Regions from separate parts of the Homo sapiens genome. Here region 2 is linked to region 1. The links are chromatin loops, found by intact Hi-C in ENCODE. Cell type or tissue: PC-9. All regions are shown on one strand.

What was found. Hi-C counts contacts between places; a loop is a spot of excess contacts. Peaks named below come from ENCODE experiments on the same cell type or tissue, not always from the same donor. Only the 100,000 strongest peaks of a DNase experiment are listed, where the experiment ranks them.
Region 2: a loop joins it to region 1, with 4 times the contacts of the local background. A loop is called at or near these places in 4 of 110 quality-filtered maps.

The regions. Positions count from the first base shown.
Region 1 is chr10:72,832,278-72,837,277 of GRCh38, reverse strand. MCU (mitochondrial calcium uniporter) reads right to left here. Exons shown (of 8, transcript NM_138357.3): 2 at 2,850-2,919. Among named protein-coding and RNA genes, the nearest start is that of OIT3, 59 kb to the left of the region's middle. In PC-9, CTCF peaks have their summits at 2,659 and 2,858 (motif pointing right); a DNase peak (open chromatin) is centred at 2,867; H3K27ac peaks cover 1,003 bases.
Region 2 is chr10:72,565,332-72,570,331 of GRCh38, reverse strand. MICU1 (mitochondrial calcium uptake 1) reads left to right here. Exons shown (of 12, transcript NM_001195518.2): 2 at 3,538-3,699. The coding sequence starts at 3,539. Among named protein-coding and RNA genes, the nearest start is that of MICU1, 58 kb to the left of the region's middle. In PC-9, a CTCF peak has its summit at 2,255; no DNase peak of the experiment used is centred here.

The sequences.
Region 1 (5,000 bases):
TGTTTATATAAATTCTTCTAGAGAAAGGGTCTAGAACTTTCAATAGATTCTCATAAGTATTTACGATACCAAAAAAAAAAAAATCTAGAACCTGTTAGATTGCTTTGTTAGAGAGGTAAGCATTTAAGATAATCTACATATTTTATTATCAGCTGTTACCGTCATAACCAGATTCGTCAACTAACATAATTAACAAGCAATTACTGAAAAGCAGTATATATAGGTATATTTACTAAGCATATAATACCATAATTATAGGATATGATATTTTAGACCTTATACTTCTAAAAACTGAGGGTCAAGCCCTCATTTAATACTGAAGATGACCAACAGTCACAACAAAGAGCAGGGAGTGATGGTAGAAATTTCTGTTACTGGTGACCAAACTCTACTTATTGGAGTAGCTGTGGATTAAGCAGTTTTCTCACATGCTATACTGACCTAAGGTGAAATTAACTTAGAAGTACAAAATTAGAAAGATATATAATAAGGACATCAAGCTACATTAAATCAAATAATTTTGTGCTTTTATTTCTTGATAACTAATATGAATTAGTTTTCTTAAGAAGGATAGTGTTGGTAGGAATTTGGGGAGACACTCTTTTTTTTCTTAAGTTGGTATCTTTTTAGCTTTTGTAAAAATAATATTGCCTTCAAACCCTCATAATGGCAACCTATCAGCATTTATGTCCTCTGATAACATCTGGCCTAACTGTACCATTGTTAAATTACTGAAATATCTCCATATGGATAGAATATAGGTATACATAACTGTACCATTGTTAAATTACTGAAATATCTCCATATGGATAGAATATAGGTATACATAACACAGCCTATATATAGATATATATAACAGGATAATAGTAACGGTAATAAGTAGCAAAATTAGTATCAATTCCAATATGAATTCATTAGTTCAAGTTAATTGCCACTAAATATCATAACCACCAATGGGACTTGACCTTCCAGCTGTAGTATAACATGTGACTTGGTTGATATTCTTTATGAATATATATTGATATATGTGGATATTGAATATATGACAATTTCAAACACTATCATAAATACTAGAAATTTTTGAATGAAATAGTTCAGCAAAACTGAGTGGATTCAGCAATGTAAACTTTTTTTTTTTTAACAGTGAAATTCTTTTTATTCAAACTATCTAATGATGGCACCCTGCAGTGGTAATGGAGTAAGTCAGAACCTGGGAGTGGTGCTGGCACAGATGTGGACAGTCACCATTTGGCTATTTAATGGACCAAGCAGTGTCAAGAGGAAGAGAGATACCCACCCACTGCATTGAAGGAGCTTAAGGAGGGAAAGGAATATGTAGCATAGCCAGGTGGCATTATGGTCCTCTGGCTCTTGGCCACGTAGAAAGTACTGTTATCTGGGTACATACTGACTCTTGACTGGGGGCAACACAGCTACCTTTCTGGCCACAACACAGTGCTAAGTGCTGCTTTTTAACTTATACATTAATTGGTACTAATTTTTAGTTTTTTGTCTTTAAGAGACTGGAAACAGAGAGCCAGCTAATATTTTCCTTATTTTGATTTTGGTCTATTTTCCCCTTTTTAACCTTTCCATATTACAAATGAGTAATCACAATGGATTTTTCTTCCAAATTTAGAAGATTTGGCAAATATGAGCACACTGTCTATAAATTCACGTAACAGCTTTGGGAGGTGATTCTGATAACACTGCAAATATTATACTGACTAAATGTTGGGGATTCTAGTGTTCTCATGATTCATTTTCTGGGCTTCTTTAGTTTTAGGCACCCTTGTAAATTTGCAGGATGCTCTTTCAGTGGTTGTTATGCTTACGAATTAATGTTTCTAAGGTTGAAATCAGAGCTCTATCAAACTAAACTTTATACAGAGGAAACATATCTAACAGTCAACCCCTAAACTAAGCAACCTAAACTGTAAATGCACAATACCGGGTAAGAGAAATGACAATAAGAGTTGTAAACACATCTCCCTCCACTACCATAAAAACAACAAAGGTTTGGATCCTGTCGCCAGTTTATAGCATCATAGACATTTACGAAGGATTGCATTGGTCTCCAAGCATCTGTTTATCCCTTCCCACATCAAAGAAGAGTATTGCAGTCCTATGCCTAAGTAGGGAAAAAGATAAGCAAGAGCAGGAGGTCTCAGACTTTGAGTTCCTTCTGTCTAGGCTCTGATACAACAAGAGGCTGGAGTGTTTGATCATTATCCATAATGTGAAGACCCAATGGTTAGAAAACACCAAAGATGGTGCTTCTGTGATCTTCACATTAACTATGTCCCTAGTTTTAACAGATAAATGAGGCTGGGCACAGTGGCTCATGCCTATAATCCCAGCACTTTGGGAGGCCGAGGTGGGCGGATCACGTGGGTTCGAGACTAGTCTGGCCAACATGGTGAAACCCTGTCTCTACAAAAAATACAAAAATTAGTTGGGCATGGTGGTGCTCGCCTGGTCCCAGCTGCTTGGGAGGCTGAGGCAGGAGAATTGCTTGAATCCAGGAGGCAGAGGCTGCACTAAGCTGAGATCGCGCCACTGCACTCCACCTGGGCGACAGACCAAGGCTCCATCTCAAAAATAAAAGATAAATGATCATTTAACCTATAAAGTCTTAATGGAACTTAGTGTTTCTTCTTGGTTTCTTCTCTAAACTCACTAGATTCTCATCCAAATTTTATTTTCCTTCTCCTCCTTTCTCTCTCTGACCCCTAAGCCCACCTTAACTGAAAGAGTATGGTTTATAAATTTTTGTGTCAGAGAATAGGAAACACTGAGCTAAGAAGGAAATAATATTAGACATAAAAGGTGGATTTGCTGAAACTCACCATCAGAGGGCACAACAGTGCTGCAATAAACAGCTCCCAAATTCTGCCAGGAAGCGATCCTCTGGTGTACCTAGAAAACACAAAAGATACATCTACTGTCAGAATGGAACAACAAACATATACTTATGTGTGTGTATATAATAAATATATACATATGATTACTTAAGTAATATGCATGCTTTGTAGAAAACTTTAAAAATACAGATAAAAGAAAATAAAAGTCTTTCAAACTCCTATCATCCTGAAATAATAGTGGTGAACATTTTGGTATGTTTTCAAGATTTATGCAAACACATTTACATATACAAACACAAGTATACATGTTACATTAAACAAAATTAGAATTATACAAATCATGTTTTATGTACTTTTAAAAACATTTAATATTGATTCTAGGTGCTACCAGGCCTCAAGTAAACTTTCTGGCTTTTTCTTCCTCCGGTTACCTTTCAGATCTGCGTCTCCTTCCTATCTCTTACCAGGTATGAGAGTTATTAAGTAGCTGTATCAAGAATTTACTATTATTGAGTAGGCATCTGGTCTTTATGTTCACTCTCCTTTTTAAAAAACCTGGAGAGGCAACCTCACTAGTTGAGTCCTTAATCACGACCGCTTCAGAGTGTTAGAAAAAATCACTCACACTCACATCCACCTCTACTACTTCCTCGAAGAGCAATCACTGTGGATGTGGATCTGGGACTCAGGTTCTCATAACTAAACCATGTTTCAGAATGAATACTGAATACATTTCTCACTTGCCAAATGCTTAATTTATTCCTTTGTATCTTTTACTTTCCCAACCCCAAAAAGTATCAAAGGAAGAGGAAGGGCAGGCATTAACTGAACAAAATCCAATATACCAGCTTCAGGCCTGACATATTCCATTCCATCAGCACAAAGAAAAATCATTTAGTATCTACTAAGCTGTATTAAGGTGTGCATTGTCACAGAGTCCTAAATGATTTTTCTTTGTGCTGATGGACTTTGTATGACTATCATTAATTTCCATCTCGTTTCAACTTAAAAGAGCATGCAGAAATGTAAGACTGACATTTATAAACAATTTAAATAAATAATTTAAAAATTACTTGAGACTTGGCTCACAGCTAGTTTCGTTTTAAATCTTTGATTCATTAGGAATTACTTCTAGTCAAAGTTACTAAGTAGAAATCTAACTAATTTCCCTCTAATGACAACATAGCTGTCCCATACAGTGAATAATACATCTTTTCCTTTCTTATTTGAAATGCTATCTTTATAATTTTCCAAATAATTACATGAATTTGGATCTACTTCTGAAATTCTATTCTGTTCATGCTCTAGTAGCCACATTGTTTTAACTAACATTCTAGTCTTATTTCAGTATCTGGTAGGGCTAGTTTTCCCTTATTACTTTTCTTTAAGACAACTCCCAGCTATTCTTGTTTATTTGTTTCTCCACATGAACTTCAGAGTCAGTTTATCTAGACACACACACACACACACACACACACATAGCTATTGGTTTCAAAAAACAGTATCATGTAGTGGTTAAAAGCACAGAATCTGAAATAATCTTGCCTGAGTTCATTTTGTGGTTCAGTAACTTTAACTGCAACTCTTGGGCAAGTTATTACCTTCTTTGTGCCTTGGTTTCTTCACTGAAAAATGGGCAAAAAGTGGTACTAACATCACCCATATAAAGTAGTTGTGAGGACTAAATGAGTAATACATGTAAAGTCCTTAGAACATGCCTGGCATAGAGTAAATTCTCAATAAATATTAGCTATGTTTTGTTTTGAGGTATTAACTTCATGGGTTAAAAAAGGATTTTGATTTTTTCCAAAGAATCTTGTTAAGTCTTTCCATTTAAGTCTCTGTTTGTATTTCTGAGAAGCACTTTGAAGTTGTTTTCATGCAGATCCTGTAGGCTCTTTTTTCCTCATGTAATGGTTTTTGGACTAAGTCTTGTCCAATATTAGGAACACAATCCCTGCACGTTTGAGTTTGCATATGCCTGTTACATCTTTGTGTGTTCTTTAATTTTGTTATCCTTTCTGAGTTTCTTTGCTTTCATTTTCTTAGTAATCTGATCTGGGAATGTTTTAATAGGAGAATTAGCCTACATACTTTAATTAATATAACATACATACGTAATCTCTTATCAGTTAT
Region 2 (5,000 bases), 270 kb after region 1:
TGGGCCTTGAGGCAAGGGGAGAAAAAATTACGTATGCCATAGGAAGATATGTACAAAGTGCAAAGTAGTTTAAATTAGGAATCAGTGGGCTGGGCATGGTGGCTCACACCTGTAATCCCAGCACTTTGGGAGGCCAAGGCGGGCAGATCACTTGAGGTCAGGAGTTCGAGACCAGCCTGGCCAATATGGTAAGACCCCGTCTTTACTAAAAATATAAAATTAGCTGGGCATGGTAGCACACTTCTGTAATCCCAGCAACTTGGGAGGCTGACGCAGGAGAATTGGTTGAACCCAGGAGGTAGAGGTTGCAGTGAGCCAAGATCATGCCACTGTACTCCAGCCTTGGCGACAGAGCAAGACTCCATCTCAAAACACACACACAAAAATTTAGGAATCAGTGAACTGTGCTTTGAGAAAAATCAAAGGGGGCATGGATTCTTTGTATAATTTGAATGAATTACCTCTACAAAAAAGTGGGACTGTAAAGAAATGCCTCTTCTTCCATCAGCCCATCTGGTGCATTAAAACAGTGAGGTACTATACTGAGCCCTGAAGGTCATAATCTAGAGGGAAAAAAATCATTTACATTAATTCTCTGGATGGAGGTGCCCGAAATGATCCTATGGTTTTGGGGGTGTCTCAACATTTCTCTGACTTAATCAAAATTTTACACCATTCTGAGGCTTAAGACTAAACAAAAGCTTTTGCTGACTAACCCAGTCTCAACTTTATCTTTTTTATTTGTAGTTTTCTGTCATTTCTATCATAATATTTCTATACTTCAAGATATAATTTTAGGCCGGGTGTGGTGGCTCACGCCTGTAATCTCAGCACTTTGGGAAGCCGAGGCAGGTAGATCACCTGAGGTCAGGAGTTTGGGACCAGCCTGACCAACATGATGAAACCCCATCTCTATTAAAAATGCAAAAATTAGCCAGGCATCATGGTATGTGCCTGTAGTCCCAGCTACTCAAGAGGCTGAGACAGGAGAATTGCTTGAATCCGAGAGGCAGAGGTTGCAGTGAACTGAGATCATGCCACCACACTCCAGCTTGGGCAACAGAGTGAGACGCCATCTCAAAAAAAAAAAAAAATATATATATATATATATATATATATATATATGCATATATATGATTTTAGAAATGTATTGTTTTAAAAGTGTTTTGTATTTATCTTGTTTAATTAGAATGTAGATAGTTTTTGGCTTTCTGGGTCTCACATAGGGATGTATATACAGTATGAATTTAATAAATTTTTGTTGAATAAGAACTTCCCAGCCAGGCGCGGTGGCTCATGCCTGTAATCCCGGCACTTTGGGAGGCCGAGGCGGATGGATCACTTGAGGTCAAGAGTTCGAGACCAGCCTTGCCAACATGGTGAAACCCTGTCTCTACTAAAAAAACAAAAATTAGCCAGGTGTGGTTGTCGTGTGCCTGTAATCCCAGCTACCCAGGAGGCTGAGACAGGAGAATCGCTTGAACCCGGGAGGTGGAGGTTGCAGTGAGCCGAGATTGCGCCACTGTACTCCAGCCTGGGTGATAGGGCAAGACTCAGTCTCAAAAAAAAAAAAAAAAAAAAAAAGAATAAGAACTTCCCAGTAATTATCTTGGATGCTGAATTAGTTGGCTATTGATGGGGCAACAAACAACACCCAAATCTTTGCAGCTTACAGTTACACACATTTATTTCTCACCAGCATTCTACAGGTCAGCTGTGCTCAGCTGGCTCAGCTGGGCTTGACAGTGGTTTATTCCAGGCTGAAGTCTGTTCATTATGGATGCCAGTTTGAAGGATCAGTGTCTCTTTGGGACATGGTCTTCCCTCGATGGAGTGCAGGAACACAAGAAAACTAACAGCAGCACCTCCTAAAAGCACTTCATGGAACTGGTCCACATTCCATTGGTTAGAGCAAGACATATGGCAAGACATACGCCAAAAACTTAAAGAGAAGGAAATTTATGACCTGGCATTCATATGCAGAAGGGGAAGAAAAAAGTAGAAAAGTAATTTTGCCTAAGGGATGGGGGATGGAAGAGTAAGTATTTATTGAACAGTAATATGCACTAATACAGATGTTTCAGATTTAAAACAAAACATTAAAAGAATTTTTTTTTAAGTGAAGTTTGAACTATAGAGAATCTGGTAGGGAGGAGGGCTTCCAAGGACCTGGGTGTGAAAAATATTTAATAAAAACTTCAAAGCAGTGTCAGCATTATAAGGTAGGGGGCAGCAAAGTCTCCCCTCCTAGGTTGAAGTCTCCCTACCTAACTCCGAGACATTGAAGTATGGAATTAGTCCTCCCTAGGTTCAAATTCTAGATCTATCACTTCCTACCTTTGTACTCTTGAGCAAGTTATATTTTAGATCTGTAAAATATGGGTACCAGTTATCTTTTTTCATTTCAGCTCTAAACACATCTTTCATTGTCCCGTTTGTGATACTGGAAGTTTTTCCCTTGCCAGTTACTGTTAAACTTTGTCAGTAGAGAGACTAGAAGGACCCTGGAGGAGGGGTGTTTCTTGCTGAGTCTAGTGTGCCCTTTGTGGCTTGCTTCTATAGCATGCAGGAACTAGTGGGACACTCAATGGCACCCAGCTCCTAAGGAGTTTTAGCAGCAACTCTCATATGCAATTTCCTAGTGAAACTGCCTCCCCATGGGTGGCTTCCCCTGGCATCGCGAAGGTCAGCTTCCCAACAAATTCCGCTGGCATGAGTTGTCCAGTAGATGACTTGTTCTGGCATCACAGAGAGTGGCTTTCTAGTGCATTTTGCTGGCATGGCACCTTAGTAAGTTTCTCTGACATACATAGCTGTGCCCTCTCCACACAGTCTGATCTCTGCCCTGTGAGTGAGAGTAGACCTTTTATAGACTGGTCTTTTCTTGGTGCTCTGTGTCAGATCTAGAATAGTAACTGCTCCCTATATCTGCTATTTCTTTAACTTCTGAGTAGTAAATTTCCTGTTGTAACTAATAATTTTTTATTTTTTATTTATTTTATTCATTTTTTTGAGACAGCATCTTGCTCTGTTGATCATAGCTCACTGTCACCTCAACATCCTGGGCTTAAGTAGTGCTCTCACCTCAGCCCCCTGAATAGCTGGGACTACAAGTGCATGTCACCATGCTTGGCTGATTTTTTTTGGTAGAGATGGGGTCCTACTATGTTGTCCAGGCCGTTCTTCAACTCCTGGGCTCAAATGATCCTCTCTCTTTGGCCTCCCAAAGTGCTAAGATTACAGGCATGAGCCACATACCTGGCCTTAATAATGTTTTATATTAAAAGTTTCATACTCAAATTATCATGTGGTTTCTGTCTTCTAATTGTACTTTGACTAATATATCAGTTTTATAAGTAGTACTTTGCTCATAAGATTATTCTGAGGATTAAATGGGATAATATAAGCAAATTGTTTAGAATAGTGCCTGTCATAGAGCAATTACTTTAGTGTTTATTAGAAATGTTGGTAGGATCATCATCATCATCATCATAACTACCACTAGCTAAGAGTGACATTTCTACTTATTGTCCACAGGATGTTTCGTCTGAACTCACTTTCTGCTTTGGCAGAACTGGCTGTGGGTTCTCGATGGTACCATGGAGGATCACAGCCCATCCAGATCCGGCGAAGACTAATGATGGTGGCTTTCCTGGGAGCATCTGCAGTAACTGCAAGTACTGGTCTTTTGTGGAAGAGGTGAGTGTTATCCAACCATCTTGTTCTTGCGTATACTTTTATTCTTCCAGTCATCTCTGTTGTCAGAAAGGAGTTGATTTCTGGCTTAACTCTGTATCAGAATTTCTTGCTCGGATCATTTGGTATTGTTAATATTCGTCTATGAAATAAGATGTTTCAAAGAATTCAACATGCTAAGGCAATACTTAGGAAACACTGTGCTTCAAGGTCTGCCTGTCTCCTCTGCTGAACATTTTAAATAATGGGATAGGGATAGCAATAGCAGCTTTAGAAAATGAAGGCTTTCTGGCCAGGCGCGGTGGCTTACACCTGTAATCCCAGCACTTTGGGAGCCCAAGGTGGTTGGATCACTTGAAGTCAGGAGTTTGAGACCAGCTTGGCCAACATGGCAAAAACCCATCTCTACAAAAATACAAAAAATAGCCAGACACAGGGCGTGAGCCTGTAGTCCCTGCTACTTGGGAGGCTGAGGCAGGAGAATTGTTTGAACCTGGGAGGCAGGTGGAGGTTGCAGTGAGCCAAGATTGTGCCATTGTACTCCAGCCTGGGTGACAGAGAAAAACTGTCTCCAAAAAAAAAAAAAAAAAAAAAAAGAAAATGAATGCTTTCTGAGACTTCACAATTTGGTGACCCTGTGAAATTAACAAAGGAACCTTGGTACTTTAGTGTCCCTGATAATTTTTTTCACTAGTTATGGAAACTTCCTTGGAAAGAAGAGAAAATGTAGTGAGCCACAGTCTTCTCTTTCTTAAAATACATAGTTACTGTTTTTCTGACTCTGTCACTCTCTGTTTTTTATTTTTGTTTGTTTGTTTTTTTGAGATGGAGTCTTGCTCTGTCGCCCAGGCTGGAGTGTAGTGGCATGATCTCAGCTTACTGCAACCTCTGCCTCTGGGTTCAAGCAATTCTCAAGTAGCTGGGATTATAGGTGTGCACCACCATGCCCGGCTGGGATTACAGGTGTGCACCACCATGGCTAATTTTTTTTTTTTTATTATACTTTAAGTTTTAGGGTACATGTGCACAACGTGCAGGTTAGTTACATATGTATACATGTGCCATGTTGGTGTGCTGCACCTAGTAACTCATCATTTAACATTAGGTATATCTCCTAATGCTATCCCTCCCCCCTCCCCCCACCCCACAACAGGCCCCGGCGTGTGATGTTCCCCTTCCTGTGTCCATGTGTTCTCATTGTTTAATTCCCACCTGTGAGTGAGAACATGCAGTGTTTGGTTTTTTGTCCTTGCGATAGTTTGCTGAGAATGATGGTTTCCAGCTTCATCCATGTCCCTACAAAA